Regions from separate parts of the Homo sapiens genome. Here regions 2 and 3 are each linked to region 1. The links are chromatin loops, found by intact Hi-C in ENCODE. Cell type or tissue: PC-3. All regions are shown on one strand. Each heading gives the region's core, and the rest is flanking DNA. Links, peaks and the distances in the headings are about the cores only.

What was found. Peaks named below come from ENCODE experiments on the same cell type or tissue, not always from the same donor. Only the 100,000 strongest peaks of a DNase experiment are listed, where the experiment ranks them.
Region 2: it touches region 1 in a loop (2.9-fold over the local background); 2 of 110 quality-filtered maps call a loop at or near these places.
Region 3: it touches region 1 in a loop (3-fold over the local background); 10 of 110 quality-filtered maps call a loop at or near these places.

The regions. Positions count from the first base shown.
Region 1 is chr20:22,381,690-22,389,570 of GRCh38, reverse strand. No RefSeq gene overlaps it. Among named protein-coding and RNA genes, the nearest start is that of LINC01427, 100 kb to the right of the region's middle. In PC-3, for the core only: a CTCF peak has its summit at 3,375 (motif pointing left); a DNase peak (open chromatin) is centred at 1,880; H3K4me3 peaks cover 311 bases; H3K27ac peaks cover 1,705 bases.
Region 2 is chr20:22,485,983-22,493,863 of GRCh38, reverse strand. No RefSeq gene overlaps it. Among named protein-coding and RNA genes, the nearest start is that of LINC00261, 89 kb to the left of the region's middle. In PC-3, for the core only: CTCF peaks have their summits at 3,292 and 3,494 (motif pointing left); a DNase peak (open chromatin) is centred at 3,483.
Region 3 is chr20:22,449,769-22,457,649 of GRCh38, reverse strand. It overlaps LOC105372562 (a long non-coding RNA gene), which reads left to right. Exons shown (of 4, transcript XR_937337.3): 3 at 4,162-4,399; 4 at 7,865-7,881. Among named protein-coding and RNA genes, the nearest start is that of LINC00261, 120 kb to the left of the region's middle. RefSeq lists an enhancer at 833-1,647. In PC-3, for the core only: CTCF peaks have their summits at 3,999 and 4,199 (motif pointing left); a DNase peak (open chromatin) is centred at 4,209.

The DNA of each region.
Region 1 (7,881 bases), core at 910-5,909:
AGAGCAGCTAAAATCTACCAATTTGGGAAAAATCCTGAGGACAGTACAATATCATCAGTGTAGTCCCCTTATTGTGCCTTAGCTCTAGACTTGTTCATTCTGTATAGCTGCTGCTTTGTTCCTTGGACCTACATCTCTTTATTCCCACCCCACCCCTGGTCCAGATAACCACTGTTTTATTTTCTATCTCTGTATATTTGACTTTTTTTTAGCTTCCATATGTAACTGAGATAATGCAAATTTTTTTTTCTGTGTCTGACTTATTTCACTTAGAATAATGTCCTCCGGTTTCATCCACGTTGTGGCAAATGGCAGGATCTCTTTCTTTTTAAAGATTAAATAATATTCCTGGCCAGGCACAGTGGCTCACGCCTGTAAACCCAGCAATTTGGGAGGCCAAGGCGGGTGGATCATGAGATCCAGAGATCAAGACCATCCTGGCCACACCACAGTTTCCTCATTCATTTGTCTGTCAAGGGACACTTAGGTTGTTTCCATATCTTGATTATTGTGAATAGTGCTGCAGTAAACAGAGAAGTGCATATATCTTTAAAGGTGATGATTTCATTTCCTTCGGGCATGTACCCAGAAGATAGATATTTAGGCCATAGGGTAGATCTATTTTTAATGTCTTTAGGGAACTCCATACTGTTTTTAAGAATGGCTGCACCAATTTACAGTCTGACCAACAGTGTACAAGGGTTCCCTTTCCCCACACTGTTGCCAACATTTAATATCTCTTTCATTGTTTGATAATAGCCATCCAAACAGGTGTAAGGTGATATTGGACTTGGATCTTGAAAGGTGAATAGGAGTGTGTCTGGCAGAGGAGGAGGTCAGGTGCATCTCTGGCTTAGAGACCCACATGACCTTTTTTTAAATTTTTTGAGACAGGATCTCCCTCTGTCACCTAGGCTGGAATGCAGTGGCACAAACACGGCTCGCTGCAGTCTCAACTTTCTGGGCTCAAGCCATCCTCCCACCTCAGCCTCCCAAGTAGCTGGGACTACAGGTGCATGTCACCACTCCTGGCTAATTAAAATAAATTTTGTAGAGACAAGGTCTTGCCATGTTGCTCAGGCTGTTTTCAAACTCCTGGGCTCAAGCAATCCTCCCGCCTTAGCCTCCCAAAGTGCTGGGATTACAGGCGTGAGCCACCGCACCCAGCCTCACCTGATCTTTTGTTGCTACTCTTTGGGACCCCTGCTCCACAGTGAATTGGGGTATAATTCCTAGTCAGCAGGTTCCATCCCCAAGCAACTTAAAAGGGCACAGACACATTTAGTTATAGACATGGTTTTGTTATAAAATAAGTTTCTCAACCTCTTCAATAGTGGTTACACTTTTCCATGCTGATGTTTTGGGTGAAAATTATCCTTCTGCAGTCACTTACACTCTGAAACCTCAGTGGCCTCCTAAGTTTCTGCTCCAACTCGCTTCACTGAATAATGGGAGTTACCCCAAGCACCACCATAGTGGTGCATTTTTTCTCTTTCATGACTTTCCTAACTGACTTAGCTGTGAGTGACAGCACCCATCCTCTTCCTCATAATTTACTGCAGTGCTGCAACCTAGAGTCAACTCTCCTTTGTGATACACCTTACCAACCCTGCTTTCTCTGCACAATTTCTTTCTGCTACTCTGCTCCAACGCTATCCCCACCTCACTTTGGGCAAGTCCTGCCTAGCTGAGGCTTCCTGGTGATCCATCTTGACTTACAATTAAATTGGCATTTCAAGATCTAGCTATTTTTTTATGTTGGGAAATGGGGATTGCAGTCTGAAGCCAACACAAGGAAGAGAAAGGAATTGTTTTCCACATTTGTGTCAGTTACACACACAAGTAATTCTACTCCCATTCTCATGATTCATCTCTGAATACCCTTTCAAAGGCATCACATATACTTTCAGGGAGTAGCACAGACCCATAAAACCTGTGTGTGTGACTCTTTCTTTCTCTCTTTCACTTCTTTCTTTCATCTGTGGCTCTAGTCATTTGCATACATTTCAGAAGCTGCCCAAGAGGGAGAAACAATCAATTAACTCTGGTGCGCAACATTTCTTTTCTCTTATAACTGTGACCTGTTTATGCTTTAATCCCAAATCTGCCTTTCAGTTGAGCAAACTGGTATCACTTAACATCAATAGCAGCTAATAGCAGATGGAGAGAGATCAGTAACAAACATTCAAATGTCACTCTTCTATGTGGATCAGTTCAAATGTGTACCTGAGACATTTTAGCTTGATCACACAAAGTGAATATAGACCAGGGAAGCATTATAATTGATGAAAATCTACGACTTTGCTATTTTATGTTAATTCACAAATTCCAATTTTAATGACATTCAGAGAGTTAAACAGAAAACATTTAAGTAACTACCAATCTCAAATTATTTTTAAAAGAAGGAGTATCTGTACAGATGAAAGAAAGCCAACATTGATTTGAGATTTTATTTTGGTTGGTTCATGTAGAAGCCGTGTGTGAAAAAGTTCCAGACTGGGAAACCCAATCTGACCAGATATTTTCCAGGCCAGATATTTTTATGATCAAAAAACAGGATGCATGATTTGATACAATGCCTGATAACAGGACAGAATACTTGAAATACGAACTATTGTGAAAAACACAGGAGTCTTGAAGTGGGCCCATGAAGAAGGTAATTCCATTTACTGTGAATGTGGGTGGCTGAGGCCTTCGACAAGGAGCCCTCACCTCTGCATTCGCTTTATGACTGAGTTTCTCCTGAAACAGTGGAGAAGCAAATGCAGTGAGGATCTAGGTGATTCCTAAAGGAATGCACTGTGGACGAAGTTCTGGTTAATTGTTGCAGATGTTAGCTTTGCCTTATTGTAGCAGGTTTGACCAGAGACACAAAAAGTAGAAGGTGATAGAATAGACCATCCATCATTCACATCTCTGGGAAGATAAATTTCAAAATTAAAAGGATTATATTCCTCTTTGGTTTCTATTGAAATACCTTTCACTTTTTGCATTTTATTTTAATACAAACTGATACCTTGTTGAAATTTCCAAAAACCTAGATAAAGTCCTAATTCTTTTTTGGTCACATGGAGAAAAAAAAATTCTCAGACTTGACATATATAATTAGGAAAAGACAGACCCTTTAAAAGCTAAATGCAATGTTTATTTTTAAATGTCCGAGGGTTAAGACCTTGCTAGCAAGTTTTTATTGCTGAGCGACAACCCTAAGTGAGAAATGTGGTTTATAATGGAAATGCAGATGCACCGCCTTAGTTATCAGATTGCCACCAGGCACCAGCGTAATGAAGGAATTTTCTTATTTTTGCACAATGAATACTAATTGAGGTAGCAGAAGGGAGTGTCTGGGTGGCCACACTGCAATAAACTGGTGCCATCTAAAGGAGAGGAGAGAAAAACCACCCAAGTGGTACTCGCAAAGGAGACAGGATAGGTACGCTCTTCTAGTCCCTGGACAGCCAGATTTCTGCACTTGAATTTTTAACAGAAAACACAAAATTGAATTCTACCATGTTACTAACACAACTGGTTATCAGGTGGAGTTAGGAATGGGACAGATGTTGCCAGTTTTTCTGAAACCCATCTCTATACAGTGAACTTCTCATCTGTCAGCCTGTAGAGGAGTGATTAGGTACCATTGATTAGGCATGCCAGATGAGAGGGAGACGAGGAGAAAGAACAGGGCAGAGAAAAAGGCGGGAGGGGTTGGGGGCACAGAGAGGAAAAAGGGAGGGAGAAAAGAGGGTTGGAAAGTTTATTTCGTGCAGGATATTTTGCTTTCATACAAGCAATATGAAATTTCACCTTTAGTTTTCACAAACTATTGCATTTGTCCATATATTCAAGGAAAGTGAAACAGAGAAGTGCAATAAATGACCCTCAGATGGGACTGTTGGCAAGCCACAATGCTATTCTAGCTGCTTCCAGGACCATGGCGTTTCTGCAAGCATGGGGTCATGAATGGAATAATGTGGTGGCTATTCTCAGAAAAGGAAGCGCTTCATTCTTGAGGTTTCACCAGGACAGGGAGTGGAGAATGCCCCTGAAGGGCACAGCCAGGCTCCCTCCAGGGGCTCTGGAGTACAGGAGAAAGGGTTGGAAGGCCTCAGTTTCTGGGCAGGAGTGGGGAGTTTGCCCAGGGGCCCGTGTCTCAGATGAGAAAAACATCTCAGATGTCTTTTGTTTATTTCATAGAATCAGCCTGTCTAGGCTGGAAGAGACCCTGGCATGGTTATCACTGCCCAGTGAGCCAACAAGCTGAAGCTGCTAATGTGAGATCAAGCTGGTTAGCTTCTGGTCAGCCTGGGGCTCAAGGCCCAGGCCCGGAAACACGGTGTTATTTTCAGACCTGAATAGCCTGCATTGTGGAAGAGTAGAAGGTACCTTCCATGCAGGTGGGGGCAGCTAATCCTTAAGTAAACTGCCTCCTTTCCCCAGGCAAAGACGGAACTCCCTCCACTAAGCCTGCACTCCCTTGGTGACCCCATGGGCCAGTCCTGTGCTGTCTGTTGGTGCCTCTCAGTGCCAGGAGGATCCCTGGCTGCCTGGACCTGGTACCCAGAAAGTTCTTGGTGAATGCTTTTGGAATGAATGAATGAATGAATGTGGTGTCTCCCTCTCATTACCAACTGGAGTTTAGTTTTTCCATAGAAAGTGTTTCACATGGGAGTTAGACTTGGACACTCACTCATTCGCCCCTCGTATCTGGGTGGGGGGTGGGCAAGAAAGTTCCTGTAACCCACTGGGGCAGGACAAGGGAGGGGATTTGGGCCACATACCCCCGAAACCAAGGACACCGCCTACCTGGGAAAGGAGGGTCTGGGTAGACCTCACATCCAGAAAGTGGAAATGGGAAAGAGAGCACCTGAGGGGTGGGTTGGGGTGGGGAGAAAGAGTAGAGCTGTGTCTCTCGCTGGACAGAGTCAAATGAGACCCAAGTCATCCAGCCAGGAAGCGCATTCTCAGCCCGATCTCAAGATCTGACATGATGACCTGAACAATTTTAGAGACCAGCTGCTGCCAGACAGCAGACACTCCGATTGCTTCTGCATCCAGAAAGTACCTCGGTGATCTGAAAAATGGGTGGATTAATAAAGAAAGAGGTAGAGGCATTTTAAAGGATTTTAGGTTTCAGGGGATGGCTTGGAATGAATCAGCACAGTGATGAGGTTGGCATTTCGGGGAGAGTGGGGTTGTGGGAAGGGGGCAGGTGACCTGAGCCAGGCCCTTAAGTAACATGGTCTAGTTGGGGGTTGCTTAGCTACAGGGGGAAGGTGCTTGAGAGAGACCCCTCCCTTAAGGAGAGGACCTCCCAACCCCTCCCTACCCAAGAGGGCCCTTGGGGTGAGAGGAGGGCCGAGAGCAATTTACTCAAGTATTGTCTTCATGGTCTGTCATCCTCCCCTTTCCCTACCAACTCCCCCAAAATAAGTCCAGTGGGTGGTTTCTATTCAGTGAAGCATCCAGATAGTCCTGGTATGCAGTTGGCACTCAAATCCCACTGAATGAATGAATGAATCAATGAACAGGGTCAGGTTAGGCTGCCCTGCACAGATTCTAATCTTGTGATCCCTTTTGGTTTCTAAGCAATAAAACACTCTGGGGACATACACGTGTATACAGCACACACATGCTTTCTCAGATTTCTCTAGAAATATTAGTTTTGCCTATTAGTCCCAAGAAATGAAATGACAAGTTATATATATGTCAAAAAAGGGAAGCACATATTGCATTTATGTGAATATTACCATATATAAGTTCAGGCACCACTGGGAGACTTAACATTGAGTATTCCCATTAAACAGACTTGGAGAAACAAAACACACACATACACACACACACACACACTCCTTCACACTCACAGTTCTGGTGAAAATTGTTGCTTCACCCCACTTTCATGCCTTTAAAATGTGATTTTCTGATGCATCAAAAATTCATGGGAGGACAGGAGAATAAGAAAGCCCCTCTGGGATTTTAACTTTAACTTTGACAAACTATCTCAGTACGATGAGGTCCTTTTCATAAACCAGGGCAAACTTGGACCTTGCTGTTCTGTTTCATGGCAATATACGGGAAGCAAATGCCACTTGGTAACCAAAAGGTATTAATAGATCTCAAAATACATGGACTTGCACTGTCGCTACACCCTGGAGATCTGGTTAACAGCATTGAATGGGTGTGGGATTTGAGGCTAAATACAGCATTTCCAAAGTAGCTGACATTTCCAAATGTGGCAAACCACAAAAACATTCCTTGTGTGAAGAGCATTTTTCTACAACCGGAACAGGGGCAACTGAATAATTTTAGTCATTTTACCAACCCAATGCACCCGTCACAAAAGCTCAGGTGAAGGAATGCACAGCTATTTTGCAATGATGGTCTGCAATGCTGCCTTGTGTGTTCCCCAGCTGACTCAGTTGTACCATCTAGACACAGCCAGCCTATATGGAGCTGGGGTTTTCACCACAATTCACTAAAATAATGGGCGACAGGCATGAGTGACTGGGGCAGGACTCCTTGCCTTTCACATGGGTCAGCCTCTCTGACGAGTGAGCCCAGGTGCACTGTCTCCTACTCGTTTATTAAAAGAAAGAAAGAGGATATAGTATTTCAGCTTCTTACAGATTTAAAACGGAAGTGATTCAAGTCACAAGAAAAGTACAAACACGTTGCTTAACCGAGTGAGTATATTCTGAGAAATGCATTGTTAGGCTATTTTGCTGTTGTGTGAACATCATGGAGTGTACTTGCACAAATCTAGATGGTAGAACCTGCTACACCCCCAGGCTATGTGGCATTAGCCTATTGCTCCTGGACTACACACTGGGGCAGCACGTTGCTGTACCAAATACTGTAGGCAGTTGTAACACAACGGTAAGTATTTGTGTATCTAAACATAGCTAATATAGGAAAGCTACCCTAAAAATACAATATTATAATCTTATGGGACCACTATTTGATATGCAGTCTATCTTGACTAAACTGTTGTCATGTGGCACATGACCTGTCATCTCTTTTAACAGTGTATATTGACATATTATAGACTCTTAACAAGGCTTGAACATTTCTTCCAGGGGAAACACCTGTTTGGAGCCTTTCACTTTAAATTACAGGCAACTACAGTGAGAGTTCTAGCTTTACCACTTTTTTTTGAGAGGAGGTTCTGGCATTAAAAGTTTATTTCTATCCATGTTATTCAAATATAGCGCACTAACTTTATATTATACAAATAAGTCAGAGAGGAAGAAGGGAAGAGAGCAATTAAAGAGTTATGAATACATTTTTTATTGCAGAAAAGGCCTGAGCCTCCTGGGATTTGAAGGCACACAGAGGATAAATAGGCCCCACCCTGTGTTCTTTGAGAGGTTAACAATATTTAATCCAGAACTTTTTGGAATACATACAGGTGTTCTTTGAAAAAGAGTTTAGCAGTCAAGTGAATTTGAGAGAGGGTGGTTTAATTGAAGTTAAACATTACTTTACTGCAGGGCTTTTCAGAGCCTTTAATCTGCTAAATGCTTGTGACATTCCAAGTGGGGCTGTGAGTGAGGACTGCCTTCGAAAATTTCACACAAGGCACTGCAAGGTATGGGCCCTAGGAAGGGGTGAGGAGGCAAAAGGACGAGGAGGCTGGATAGGGGCCTGAATAGGGGCCTGCTTATGGGACTGTATTTCCCCCAAACATTGAACTATAAAATGCTTTTTGATGGAAATAGTAATAACGTAACAGAGAACACACAGGCACAAGTGAAAAATGAAAAGCAACTTTTCTCCCAAAGAGAAAGGGAAACTTCCCAGGCCCTGAGGGGTGGGGGCGGGGGAACCAATGTTTTGAGCCCTTTTTAAGCATCACATTAGCTCCTTTACAACTACTATGAGCTT
Region 2 (7,881 bases), core at 1,221-6,220, 100 kb before region 1:
GGTGTTAAACTAAGATATCCATTATTTTCCCAGAAAATGAGACTATGCACACTACACATCCCTCTTTCTCTTTTGATTCAATCCACTTTAACAATTATAGGAGAATGTCCATATGAATTAATATCAATACTTCACTATCAATATGTTAACTTGACTTGCATTATGTGGCTCATATAGCCATTTAATTGCTGATTATCCCAATGAGAGATTCAGATCACTTTGCCCCCCAAATAACAAAATAATATTCTATTTTATCTTCTTTGGGCACATTGAAATACATTTAATTGAATGCATGCTTAGTCAAGAGCTTTGCCTCCTTCAAAGCCAAAGGTTGTATTTTAGACCAACTGCATGTGGTGGAGGAACAAAGAAAGATTTTTTTTTTAATTTTTTAAATTTTGCCAGTACATAGTAGGAGTATATATTTATGGGATACATGAGACATTTTTATACAGGCATACAATGTGTCATAATCATAGCAGGGTAAATGGGATATCTATCACCACAAGCATTTATCCTTTCTTTGCATCATAAACAATCAAATTATGCTCTTTTAGTTATTTTTAAATGCACAATAAATTATTGTTGACTGTACTCATCCTACGGTGCTATCACATACCAGCTCTGATTCATTCTAACTATATTTTTGTACCCATTGACCATCTCCCCTTTCCCACTCCCCCACTCCCATTTTCCAACCTTTGGTAACTATCATTCTACTTCAAAGATGGAATTTTTAAAAAGTAGAGTCAACTCTAACCTTATGTACAAATCTGTGGTTGAAGAGCTTGTGATCAAATGGAATAGAGAGGTTATAAACTGTGTTCATGCTACCTGTATGAAGAGCATTTAAAAAAATAAAAGCCGATGACACTATGGAGCTGCTCATTATGTTAAAACTGATAACATTATTTGAATTGGGTGCCTTCCACATTCTAACATCCAGGACCTCTGAAATCATCAGCTTTTCCTTCCTCTGGAGAGTTTTCAGATCTGGGGCTAACCTCTGCCAGGATGAAAGTACTTAGGCATTTCTTCATACAGCAGTGAAATGCCATACACTTTCTCTCCCTGAGCTGTGTTTTTTTGTAGTACATGTTGTGCCTTCTGAACTGCTTCTCAGTGGCAGGAACCATATTACATCTGTCTTTGCTCCCTCTAGAGCCAAGTGCTCTGCAGTACATAGAAGGTGCCCAGTAAAATTGAGGGAGGATGGACAATTTCCTTAAGAATGAAACCAGGCCACAAGGTGCATGAAGTAGCATGCAATGGCAAGCTGTCACTCCATCCCGAAATAGTGGCCACACAATCACATCCTTCTGGGATCTATTGATCCGTCTGTTGTTTCACTTCCAAGTCAACTTTTGCTTCCTCATTTGCTAAAAAAAAAAAAAAAGATAGCAATACAATTTGACATCATCCAATATGCCCTAGATGTTGTAAAGATCAATTGGATATGATCTTTAAAGGTATTTTGACGCTGGAGAAAGGGAGATATGAGAACCATTGGCAGTACCATGCATTTAGTGTAATACGTTTACTGGCAATGCCTTTATATATCATCAGCAGCCATCAGCAAAATTTTCATGTGTACAGTTCCTAGAAAAAAATCTCTGCTCTTTAATTCCCTCAAACTTTAAAATCTCTATTCTTTATTAAGCCAGGTTTCAAAGATGCTGATTTGCTTGTTTTCAACTACTCTTAAAGGACAATGGTGCATTTGTGGTTTATGTTTTTGAGAAGGCTAGTGGTAAGATGGTAGCACAAATCTGAAGAACATTTTGAGCACGCTGGAGGCCAAGCATAAAATCAGAAGGTTGGGATATCTCGTTCTTGGGAGGGTGGTGATTTCAAATAAAAGAACCGAATTTGGGAGACCAATGTGGGCAGATCACAAGGTCAGGAGTTCAAGACCAGCCTGGCCAATGTGGTGAAACCCCATCTCTACTAATAATACAAAAATTAGCCAGGAGTGGTGGCATGCGCCTGCAGTCCCAGCTACTCAGGAGGCTGAGGCAGGAGAATTGCTTGAACCCAGGAGGCGGAGGTTGCAGTGAGCCGAGATCGCACCACTGCACTCCAGCCTGGGCGACAGAGCAAGACTCCATCACAAAAGAAAAAAGAAAAAAAAAAAAGAACTGGTAGCTGGAAGGTTTTAATGTGGTTCTCATTCACCCTAGCTCCAGTCATGTTGACACACAAGCTACTTACCATTAAGGATGTTAAGGTGAGGTTTTCTATTTAAAAAAATTGCTGTCAGGGACACCTGCATTTTACTTGCTGAGTGGAAATATTAGAATATACCCGTGGGTGACTCTCTAAGCTAAGTTTTGGAAAGAAAACACCCCACTGATGTTAGGGCAAAACAATCCATCCTTGGTACACATCCAAACAAACAAAAAAAAAATTCAGCTTAGCTTTCTAATTTTTTTTTTTTTTTTCCTAGCTGGGGGAAGGATGACACAGGGGAAGAGAGGATTATGGGCTTTATAATCACACATTTCCTAGCCTTGCTTCGCTGAACTCAGGCAGATGCTTTGCAGAAACGTGCAGGATTCCAGGCAGGTGGGTGATCAACCAGAACAAGGCCTAAGGAGTGGGGGCACAGCGGGCAGCAGGAGGGAGCTCAGGGGGCAGGCAGGCTTCAGGTTGATGGCAGCACCTGGGTCCAGGCTGGGCTCTGGGCTCTGCCAGGGAGCCTGGAGCCAGGGGTCTCATTAGTACCTGGCTAGGACTGCAGCCGGCTGATGGCAAATACAGGCTATCAAAGCCCTGTCAGCACTCCTGAATGGGACAAAGAAAAGGCGCATTAATGATTAACTCTGCTAAAAGCTCCGGCTTTTGTATTCCCATGGTGCCTGGCCTATCTGGCTGCCATGTGACCGGCCCGGGCCATTTTCTCGCAGATTGGGGAAAGCTAGTGAGCAAACACAGGTGGTTCTGTGTCGGCCGCGCTGTCAGGGACAACCGCGGACAGCACCAGCTATGCCTGGTGAAATTAGCTGCTGTGTTTGCCTCCAGTTTTGCTTCCTGGTGCTCTTACTTTCTAAGTCGAATGTCATTTTGCCACTCATTTTCAACTATTCACAGGAGGTGCTAAAAAGGGGGAAAAGGCCCCCACGCAAAAATGGGAAAGGGAGACACACAACATCATGTTCTTTGAACTCTGCAATAACGTTTGGCGACCAAAGGCGAGGGCAGGGTAAACTAATTAAAACCTCTCAGGTCTTTAACTTTCTGCAAGAGCAAATTTATTCTTCTCAAAGGGAATTATTTTAGTGATCCTGACCAAATAAGCAAGCTACAACAATGACGTCATAAGCCTGCTGGCATGGACCCAGCTCGGCTCCCTGTGCCATGGGGCCTGGAAGAACCTGCTTTTTAAAATGGGCCGTGGCACTAGCGCCCACCCGTACAAGCCGGGCAATGAGAGGGTGCCCTTCCAAGTCTGACCCTGCCTATTCGTGGTTCAGAGTCAAGGTCCCTCTAGTGGCATTATTTGTTTAAATGCATTTCTTCCTTGGTCTACATCAGACAGACCTTCTTTTTCCTGTTCAAATATTTATATGTGTGTATTATTGCACGCGGCTTCAACTGCTCCCAATCACACCAGCGGCCATAAAGCACAGATTATCAGCATGAGGTGATAAAGGCCCTTTGAGTCAACACCAGAAATGAAGAGAAAATGAAATAAAGTTATAAAAAGAGGACAGCATAAATGTCTACAAAGAGTATATCAGTCTGCAGATATTCAAGCAATTAGCTACAATAGGAAAGACATTTTATCCAAACTAAAGTACCGCTGACATGATTAACAACGTTTGATATTTAAATATAACATTCTGCCAGATTCCCAGTTAAGAAAGAGGGCACTTGCGAAGTCTTTGGATTGGAATGCAGTTAGTTCAGTGTTAGTGAATATCAGCTCAAACACAGCCGTGGTGTGTGCTGCGTTGCTTTCCAATGGACGCTGACCACAGAATAAATGTGAGCAGTCTCTAGCCCCAAATGGCAGGGTGAGGCTGCTGTAATCTCTCAGCGCTGTTGGTTTGAGGTTTGTAGTGGTGTTTATTCTTGCTCCTTCCTCGTGGTTCCTAAACTTTTGATTTTTGTGAAATGAAGGAAATATGGTTATAGGCCCCAGCTGCAGGGGAGACTTGGTTGCCCCTGGGTATAAGCACCTCAGTGTGGATTTCCATGTCATCAAGCAATTTTAGCAGATACATTTTTTTGAAGGGGGCTGACAGTAATTGGTTTTTCTTTGCAAGTGCTGATAGGCAGGCAGTGGTGTCACTCTTGCCCGAATTACTTAGAGCACAAGCATCATACATAAAAACCCTTTATTTATTTGTTTATTTATTTATTTCAAACCAAAAATAAACAATTATGAAGAGCATGTGGCCAAAATGAAAACTCAGCTTTTGGTTTATTTCCAATGCCTCCTTGCTCTCCAACATCTTTATGTTGTTTATCAAAACCATAAGTTAGTTCTGTGAAAATCAACATACTGACAAACCTTTAACTAGATTGACCAAGAAAAAGAGAAAAGGTGAACACCATCAATCAATACCAATTTTGGCCATATCCCGGGCAATAAAACAAATCTCAAAAAATTATAAGAATTGAAATCATAGAGAGTGTGTTCTCTGACTGCAATGTAATAAAAATAGAAATTAATAACAGAAAGATAAGAGGAAAATCTTCAAATACTTGAAAACTAGACAATACACTTCTAAATAACACATAGGTCAAAGAGGAAGCTCCAAGTTAAAAAAAAATTGAACTGAATAAAAATGAAAATATACATCAATGTTTGTGGTACACAGCTAACGTGGTGCTAAGAGAGACAGACATTTATCATTCATAGTACTAAGTGCACACATTAGAAAAACAATTCTCAGCTCAATAATATAAGCTCCTACCTCAAGAACCTAGAAAAAGAAGAGCAAATAAGTCCAAGGCAAGAAGAAGGGATAAATTAATAAAAATACAGTCAGTACTGAATGAAAGTGAAAGCAGAAAGCAATAAAGAAAATCAATGAAAAAAAGAGTTGATTCTTTAAAAAGATTAATAAAACTGACACACCACTAGCAAGACTGACAAAGAAAAGGAGAGAAGACACAAAATACCATCTCAGGAGTGAAGCAGGAGAAATCACTACAGACCTTCCAGACAGCAAAGGATAGAAAGGAAATACTATAAACAACTCTACACACATAAGTTTGACAACTTAAATGAAATGGGCAAATTTCTTGAAAAAAAAAAAACGTAATTTACCCAATATGAAACAGAAAATTTGAATACTTTTATAACAATGAAGGAAATTGAAATTTTAATTTAATAACTCCCCAAAAGAGAAGTCTCCAATCCCAGATGGTTTCAATGGAGAATACTACCATATGGGTACAGCAGAATTAACACCAATTCTATACAATGTCTTCCAGAATAGAGAAGAGAGAAAACACTTTCCAATTTATTTTATGAAACTAGTATTACCTTGATACCAAAACCAGACAAGGGCAGTTCAAAAATAAAATTATAGACCTTCATGAATGTAAACAAAAAATCCTTAACAATATATTAGCAAATAAAATGCAGTGATAGATAGAAAGAATTATACACCACTACCAAATGGGTTTTATTCCCAGGATAGAAGGCAGGTTTAATATTGAATGTTAATCAATGCAGTTCACCATACTAATAGATTGAAGAAGAAAAATCACGTGATTATATCAATCTACAGAGAAAAGCTACTTGACAGAATTCAGTGCCCATTAATGATAAAAGCTCTCAGAAAAATAGGAAAAGATGACATCCTTAACTTGACAAAGACCACTTACAGAAACCTACACCTAGGATTACTTAATTGAGAAATACTGAACACTTTTCCTAAGATTGGGAACAAGGAAAGAATGTCCACTTTCACCACTCTTATTCAACATTCTGCCAGAGCTTCTAGCCAATGCAACAAGCCAAGAAAAGTAAATAAAAGACATACATATGAGAAAGAGAGAAAGAAAACTGCGTTTATTTGTGGATGACATGTTTGTCTATATAAAAAATCTGAAGGAATCTGTAGGAAATCTCTTAGAACTAATAAGTGAGTTCAACAATGCAGAATACAAGATAAATATAAAAAGGTTAATTGTATTTTTCCATACTAGCAATGAACACATGGACACCAAAATTAATATATAATATAATTTACAATTGCTCAAAAAAAGAGAAATGCTTAGGTATAAATGTAAAAAAACATGTAAAGGACGTTTATGCTGCTGCCTACACAATGCTGGTCAAAGAAACCAGTGAAGAGCTAATTGAAATCAAGGACACATCCTGTGCTTATGAGTTGGAAGCCTCAACCTAACAAAGATGCCAGTTCTCCCCAGATTCACATACAACTTTAATGCAATTCCTATGGAAATATCAGCAAGATGTTTTTCATAGATATGAGCAAGATTATTCTAAAATTTATATTGAAAGGCAAAGGAACTAAAAATAGATTAAACAATTTTGAAAAACAACAAAGCAAAAGAAATCAGTTTATTGGATGTTAAGACTTACTATGTAGCTAAAGTAATCAAGACTCTGTAAAACTGGCAAAGAAATAGACACAGAGATCAATGAAACAGAATGGGAAACCTGAAAATAGACCCACCCAAGAAGTCCCAGAAATTTTTGCACAGTTGCAAAAGAGATTCAGTGGAGGAAAGATAGCCTTTCCAACAAATGGTGCTGAAGTAATTGGACATCCATTGACAAAATATGAACCTTGACCTAAGACTCAAAACTTGGACAAAAATTAAATCAAAATGGACTATGGGCTTAAATGTAAAATGTAAAACTATAACATTTTTAGAATAAAACTTAATATTAAATCTTAGGGATTTAAGACTAGGTAAAAAATTCTTAGACTTCAAACCAAAAACATGATACATAGAAAGGAAAAACATAAATTTGGCTTTATCGAAAAAACTTTTCCTTTATGAAAGACTTGTTAAGAAGATGAAAACGCAAGCTATAGACTGGAAAAACAATAATTGCACACCACATATTCAGAGAGACTAAAATATACAGTATATAAAGAACTTTTGCTACTCGGGAGGCTGAGGCAGGAGAATGGCTTGGACCCAGGAGGTGGAGGTTGCAGTGAGTCGGGATCACACCATTGCACTCTAGCCTGGGCAATAGAGAGAGAGAGTCAACAATAAAAAACCCCAACAATTCTATTGGAAGTTAGGCATGAAAAGACATTTCATGGAAGAGGATATGTAAATTGCGGATAAAAAAATTAAAAGGTCATCATGGATTAACTAAATCATTAGCCATAAAAAGATGCAAATTAAAACTACAGTTAGGAATAGTAACAATGACGAATGCTGTTGAGGATGCAGAGAAACAGAATCACTCTTCGACTTCTAGTGTGAAGGTTAAATGGCACGGCCGCTCTGGAAAACAGTTTAGCAATTTCATTGAAAGTAAACACATTACTACCATATGACCCACCAATTGCATTCCCAGATATTTATAGCAGAGGAATGAAGACTTATATTCATACAAAAGTTAAAATGTTTGTGGCAGTTTTATTCATAACAGCCCCAAACTGAAACAACACAGATGTCTTTCTAATAAATTAAGTAAAATGTGGTACATTCATACGATAGAATATTACTCAGAAATAAAAGGGAATAAAATATTGATACATGAAACAACCTAGAAGAATTCCAGAGAATTATGCTGAAGGGAAAAAATTCCTTCTCCCAATATTTTATACTGTGTGATTCCATGACTATAACATTCTTGAAATAACACAGTTATAAAGAGGACAGATTAGTGTTGCCCGGGGTTAAGGAGAGCATAGGGTGGAAAAGAAATGGGTT
Region 3 (7,881 bases), core at 1,901-6,900, 67 kb before region 1:
GAGCTCTTACAGGGCAGCCCCTGGCCAGTGCCAGAGCACAGCAGTGGTACAAGATCCTTGCAACTTCTGCCCAGTGAGGGGTTCTTCCAAGGGGTCGCCTTTTCTCTGAGCTCCCATTGTGGTGGACACAGACTTTGCCAGGTCTGCACTGTGGTCCAATGACCCTTCCAACTTTTTCCTTCCTCCCTTTTGCTTTAACACTGTTATCCCCCAATAAACTCTGCACTCCCAATTCTATCTCAGTGTCTGTTTCTCAGAGAAACCAATGTGCAAGAGTAACTTATTAGAAATTATGTTCCTAATATTATTTATGAGGAATTGATTGAAAGTAGTCCTTTCCATGACCCTAAACTAGTTTTAGAGATTTGCTTCTCTATTTATAACCTGCAGTAAATGCCAGCAGTTTAGTCTGCTTAGAGGGAGACCCTTCTATGTTAGACTCCCTAATGAGACTCGATAAAACTTCTGGGAAAAAAGCCTTGAGTACTTTTAACCTTGTTTCTTGCCTTGATCAAGCATTTTCCTTTTAACTCCTTCCAAACACAGGTAACACACTAGATAGCCTGTTCTCTTTCCTAAATACCAAATCTTTATTTACTTGGCAATTTAGAATTCGCTTCACTCATATAAGCTCATTGACAGTCGCTGCAACAGATAACATAGAAAATAGTCTCTGGTAGGTTGCAAGGAGATTCACGGGGCCCAAGCGACTTGTCCAAGTTCTTGCTCAGAGACATTTGAAGATGGGAATTTGAGGTTAGTTCTTTCAAAACTAGGTTCTGAACCCCAAAGTCCTTGTCCAGGTAAGGATATGCTCTGAATACTGTCATCTCAGGCTGAGGCTGACAAGGTCTCTATGCAGCCTTTAGTTATAATGCAATGGTTTTCTCCTGAAAACACGTTAGTCCACAAGGAAGGTAATTTTCAAAGAAGGCATTGGGTCCCTAGTGATGGCATTGGCTCCTACCTTCCTCCTGGAGACTGCGGTTGGATGCTCCTTTGACATGCCTCATCCCGGGGCATGCTGGCCCTGTTCTATTCACCGTGGAATCAACAGCCTCCAAAGAGCCACGGTGTCTTTGCCAGATGTACTTCAGAGTAGAGATTGTATAAGAGCCAAGCCAGTCTGCTTTCAAACTTAAAATACACACACAGACTCACACACAACCCTAAGGCAGAAATGTACCAGGATCCTACTCCAGAATGTCTCTGGATGGGAATAGGCTGAGACTCACTTGGCCTTTTCACCAGCACAATAAGGGCCTGGCAGGAGCCACATCAGAGCCCTGAAAGAGAGGGATGCCTCTTAAGCTGACAGGCCACCAGGAGGGCATTGCTTTTAATTTAACGTGACAATGTAGTAATTACAAGCCTTCTCTAACTCACTTGCCTGAAGGAACAAAGGAGGATTCTCCCTGGAAGAATGTCAAGGAGTCAGATGGATACGCCCCCTGTTCCCTGGCCTTTTCCAAGCATACCCCACCTCCCCGTGCCCTGTCCTAAGCCAAAGGAATAGAGATGTGGATTCATTTCTTCATACACAAAGACCAGGAATAAAGTGGCTAAAATTAAATGATTTTCTTTCTACCCTGAGAAGAAAGTCACAACCCTCTCTCTGTTGCTCAAACTAAGGAAAAATACAGTGTGGTCTTTAGGAGTTCAATTCAAGTGAAAGGAAACACCCATGCAAATACACATTCACACACATGCAGAGAAAGCCTGTATGTTACACCATCTCTTACTTCCTTTACAACAAATTATCAACCAAAAAAACAAGAGCCTTGTGTCAATCACATTACTAGAAATCCACCCCGATAAATATGTCTTGGGCCACACATTTTTCTCAGGGTAACCGACTGGGTTTTCATGAAGGATTTGTTGAACTGCATAGTGTGTACGAATGATTGCCCCAAAGCTCCAAATATTTATGGCCAGGGCCAGCAGCAGGCGACAACATCTAACGCTGCACTTGGCAGTCTGGCCCCCATTATTCTTGACAATGGGTGGATGGAAGGGAGAACTGTTGAACTGTTTACTACTTCAAGACATTTTAAAAGGTAATGAGTGTACAAACAGCATGGGAAAAAGAGCCCTCTGTAAGGTGGCTTAGAGTCAGGATAGAAAATTCAAACAATATTAGCCTCAAAAAGTCAACATTAGACACCCTTCTACTAAGGACCTACAAACAAACAGAGTTACTCTGTACACACACTCACACATGCAATTCCACGCCACTGTGGCTTTCACCTTCTCAAGCCCTGGGTTCATACGTGCATTTGCACAGGACTTGGAAGTTTTCGGAACGGAGGGGTTTTGTCTCCTGAGAGCTTTCAGCATTAGGACTCGTGCACCTGGCTTGTCCAAGGCAGGTGAGGGCAGGGAGAAACCGAAATTCAGGCCAAGACTGGGATGTGTTTGGCCCTAAGACCAAGCCACACTCCTGTGTGTGGACCAGGAGAGGCTGTTGGGTTTTCCATGACATCACAGTTCATCGAGACAAAGTGCTACACAACAAACACCTCTTGTGCACAGACACCCTCATCCTACAGAATTAAAAGACAGAAGTAACTCTTTTGAAAAGTCAATCATTAATAATGGAAAGAAATCCACCATCTTGTCCTCTTCTTCACACAGACCTAGAGAAGGCAGGTACTTGCTTTCCATTCAAGCATTGAATATGACAAAGAAAATAAATTCTTTCTATTTTTTCTGTTTTGTGAGAGTTAGTCTCCCACTATTGAAAGATTGCCCTATTTCTGTTCAGCCAAATCTGTGCTTCTTATTCAAGGGGGACACTTGGTTACTCATACATCTATCTGGAAACAGGAGATTGATTTCAGAGGATACTTGGTTTTCCACTCCAACATCAGGAGTAATCTACACTCTGATAGGTCTTGTGTTTGCATGGCCTTCTAATTCTTTGCAAATAAAACCTGACAAGAGCTACACACAAGGAAAATTGCCAAAAAGATGTGCATGGGAAAGATTGTGCCTCCCCCCAACCTCTATTTCCTGAGTTTACCCCACATATCTTATAAAATCTAAAACAGTGTTACCTGTGCTTAAGGGTTTTCATAGTTTTGAAAAATGAAGTCGCTCTTTGTCATAACATCTCAAGAAGAAGTAAAACAAAAAACAGAAAGGATATTCTTCAAAAATACATTTTCCAAATTAAATTGATCACAGGTTTTTTCAGCCTGTTTTTTAAATGAAATTATGCAAAGAGGGAAAATTTAATATTGCAATCAATAGAGTCCCACCCTTTTATAATGCCAGGTCTTAGCTCCCATTGATTTTTTAGCTAGCTGCATAAACTTAGTTATGCACAATAAGAATTTCATGCTACAAAGAAGAGAAAATGACTTTTTCCTCTTGCAGTGAACAGTAAGAGCAGTAATTGTAATCTCACAAAATAGAAGTTTTATTCTCAGCCTTTAGAAACTATAGAAGGGGAAGGCAGTACATCTTCAGACGATTTTCACAGATACATATGTGTGTGTGTGTATGTGTGTGTGTGTATATAAAGCAGAGACAATTTGTAAAATTTGGAGAAAAAATATAGTGTCTTAGTTTTGACAATGACAATGTGGTATGATCAAGTTTGCTGCAAGGAGGTGTTTCAAAGATTATTTTTATTATGACACACATTTCCCCAGAAAATTCTCTCTAGCAAAAGGCATCTCTAAAAAAGAAATCCTCCTAATTGTGGTTGGCTTAACGCCTCTCCAGAGTAGGTCAATAGCACACCCAGCGCAGGTGGCCCACCGGCCGCTCCCCGCCTGGCGTCTGATAAAGCTAGTCTCTTCCCTGGATCAAGGTATTAAGGTTCGGGTTATTTGTATTGATTTTATGTGCCACTATGCTGCGCTAGCCATGCTCATATCTGTGGTTCACAAATTCCTCTTTAAAATGTCACCGCCATTTCATTTCCTCTGCATCAATACTGCAGCCAGAGGGGCTGCTTGTTAACCTCCGGGGCTGTAGTCTTATCAGATGCACTAGGACACTGCATATTCCCAAAGTTTTCACAGACATCAACAATGCAGGGGGTGGGTGGGGATGAGACTCTTCACAGAAAAAAAAAGGGAAAAAGAGAAAAAAAACAGAAAACTTTTAACTATTTTTCTTTTGATGTTCAGAAGGATTTTCCCTCTTGCCCAGGAAACCCTTGGAAATGGATCCGCCCTCTAGCGGTTAACAAGGGAGCTGAGGAATAATGGGATTTGACATCATTGGAAAGCACAGCCACACCCAAAAACAGGTGTGTGCACAAGAATTTCTGAACACAGATTTTACCAGCTACACCCACACCCTCAATTCTACTTGAAATTAATCTTAAAGAAATTTTGAATTTGCTGATAATTTGAGATCAGTAAAGATTTTCCCTGAAAGTTCTAAGGTAAGTCTTTCTCAGTGAAATAGGTAAACTAGCCATCTAATAATTGTAAAGATACTTTTCCTCCTCAGCATAGAGTAAAACTAGCCTTAACTGAAATCCAGATGGAAATCTACACACAGGCACAGTCATGACTCTATTTATCAGTCTACGGTGATCCTTTAACAAACATGCAGCGGGGTAAAAATAAAACACATGTTTTCCCTTATTTCTCTGTAAGCGCTTACTTAAGGTTTTATTATATTTGGCCATGGGACATTCAGTAAACTTACTGATGATATCAAAGAATGATTTTACAAACAGTAAAAGTTACACTATTGACACCTCCAAATTCTGGAGTATTTACATTGTGTTAGGTGCACACTTGCTCAGGGAGATTAACAAACATTACTAGAAAGGCTGTGGCCAAATCCACCCTAGTTGTTTATAAAACCTTTACAACTCATCAGCTTCCACTAACACACTGGCACTGTTCAATTACCATCAGTGTTAGAGAGCCTTAGCAAAACATCTAGTGCCCATGTAAATAGACAAATCTGAAAACTAGCTGGTCTGTTGGCTTACATACTGTAGGTAATGTTTTCTTTTGCTCAAATTTGTTCTGGAAACTAATCACGCTCTGATAAAGCCATCTGCAAATATGAGAAAGATTGACACCCACATGTCAAAGTTTACACAGCCTGACCAAGTGTACATATAGTGCAGATGATGTGAGGGCTCCGCTGTACAGAGCTTCTCCGGGGCCATGTTGGAATGGAGCTCTGGTTGAGAATGCAGGTACCACTATCTACATTAAAGCAAAACTTGCCAGTTTCCTTGCCAAGCTAAAACTCTTCCAAAAGGATGGGTGCTTTTCTCCATGTTCATCATGGAGTTTTAACTTCATTCGCCCAGCATTACTAGTCTAGGGCGATGGAATGATTATCGCTTAGCGAATTCCAAACCCAATCGCTTTTCTACAAGTCACTAAAGCTTTAATTTGTCTAGAAAATGATAGTAACTTATTGTTCATATGCTAGAAAGGATAGCATAAATATCAATAGGAGTAATGATATGAAATGGCATTTGTCTAGAAAGTCACAAGTTAACTTTTTACTGTGCATGGCCTAATTTGCAGGAAATGCTTTATACATAGATTTGTCCACCCATGCTCAAAGAAAACCCAGAATAAAAACCTGAATATAAAGCAGATGGATTACCAAACATGACTGAACACAGCGAGGAATTCATCTTCATTTTACTTTGGCAATAAACGTTTCTGATTTAGAGGTACCTGGAACAATTCTCTTTTTCCTGGTTGTTGTCCATGTTTCCCAGAAATATACCCAGTGGATCTATTGCCTGATCCTGATCCCCCCTCTTTGGTAACACAATGAAAACCAACATCAACAACTATGTGGAAGGGTTTGTTTGTTGTGAACTTATTTTGACTCCTGATGCTCATTCCTTTCTAAGAGCTCTGAAGTCATATGATTGAAATTTTATTCTTGAATTTTCTTAGGGATCAACTACAAATTTTCTCATCATTTCCAGAATGTAGCCTAATAATTCTTTGAACGATATGGCAACATTTGCTTCTTCCTAGCCTTCTGACAATTCTCATGATTGGTTTCTCTTTTTACTTATCAAGTAAAACCCTAAGATTTCATCTGCCAGATCTTTCCATTTCCATTGTAAAGTTGGACAATTTCTTAGCCCTTCACCAATTCTGGATTTTTGAATCTCTCCTTCAAATTTCCAATTTAAAAATCACTCTTCTTGATAGATTATTAAATCTATATCCAGTAATGGGTTTGTCACTTCTTTGTTTGTCTTTATCTAAATGTAGCAAAATAAACCCATCTGGTGGTTCTTAGATTTTAGTTTTTTGAAAGCATCTAACTAACACCTAGTCATTGGTTTCTTTGAAACTCTTTGATGGCGACATAGTTCTGTGTCTGTCTCTGTCCATCTTTTGTGTATTTTAAACAGCACAAAAGAAATCTCATTGTCCAGACACAATTGTTTAGATGCATTTATCTTTATAAACATATATATTCCAACGTTTTTCAAAATAAAGTCTTATGATCAACAACTCATAGGTCTTACATAATAGCAAATTTTCATGAATAGGATATATACCTAATTAGCTGCCCTTGTTATTTTAAATACTTACTCTATTTACCAAAAATCGACTGAGCCAACCTGCCAACTTGTTTTTAAGGGCACATGATTATATTATATCTGTGTATATCTCTTTCACGTTTGCCCAACCATTTGAGCTGCCTTTGATCATAAATATCATTTCTAGAATCCCATAACCTCTTTTGTATAGTAGTTAGCTACACACGTTGATATGAAATGTGCAATAATTTTACAATGATTCTTGTCAAACAGAAGCCTTTTCTACCTTAGATCATAAAACTTAATTTCCAATTTCCTCCTCCCAAAGAAGAAATGATCTTTGCCCCCAAGTGGATAATTGGATCATGGAGGCAGGTAATAGCTTAACAGTTACTAGGTAATATTACCTTAGAGGAGGTGGTTAAGGACAGGATAATAACTCTGGCTTCTGAGGGGATGGGTGCAAGGGGAGCGGCAAGAACTTCTATTTGTTGAACATTTGTGCTGTGCCAGACACTGGTCTGGTGACCTTGTTATTGGCACTTAGCTCATCCATTCTCCACTTGCCTCCTAATTTCTTCTCATGCCACTCATTCTCTTGCTTCATGCCCTTTAGTGGTTTCCAATAGTTCTTAGCACAAACACCAAGCTCCTTTGAGGCCTGGTATGGTTTGGCTCATGCCGACGTTGTCAGCCTCAGTTTTTTGTCTTCGTCTCTTTGTTTTCACTGCCTCACTGCCACTAACCTTCTTTCCTTTGGCCACAACTGTTTGGTTCACCTGGGTATCCCAAGCCCAGTCTGTTTCTGGCACAGAGTAGGTGCCAAATATATATTTCTTGGGTGAAGGAACAAATAAGTGAATGCATTTAATCCTTTCAACCATCCTAGGGTAAGGAAATAGAGGGTTATATGGATTCGGCCACATGCCTGAGTCCCAGCTCATAACAAGGAGAGGTTAACAAGGTCTTAGCCACGCTATTTAAATTGCTCTCAGAGCCTGCATCAGATCCATGTTAAAACCCTTTTGCAGATGAAGAAGCACACACGGTTGAACTGGCTGCCCAAATACAAGGGAGAGATAGTGGGGAATATGCCCGCTAACTGCATCCTGAAGCAATTTTCTTTCCCCTCAGATGTGTTTACCACCTATGGTGTTCCTTGAGAGGTTTTATTTATCTGTGGATTTTCTTTGAAGGAAGGCAGCCAGAGGAGGTTTCTTAGAAGCCAAGGTGAGAATTAGTAAGATGCATTGATATGGCACCTTTTATAACACTGAAAAATGATCATTAGACTCACTCTCAAGGATGAGGGATTTGCATTTGGCTTGCGTTGTGCAAACAGGGCTTTTGTTGATTTATCAACAGGACTTCGCTTGGGGTTT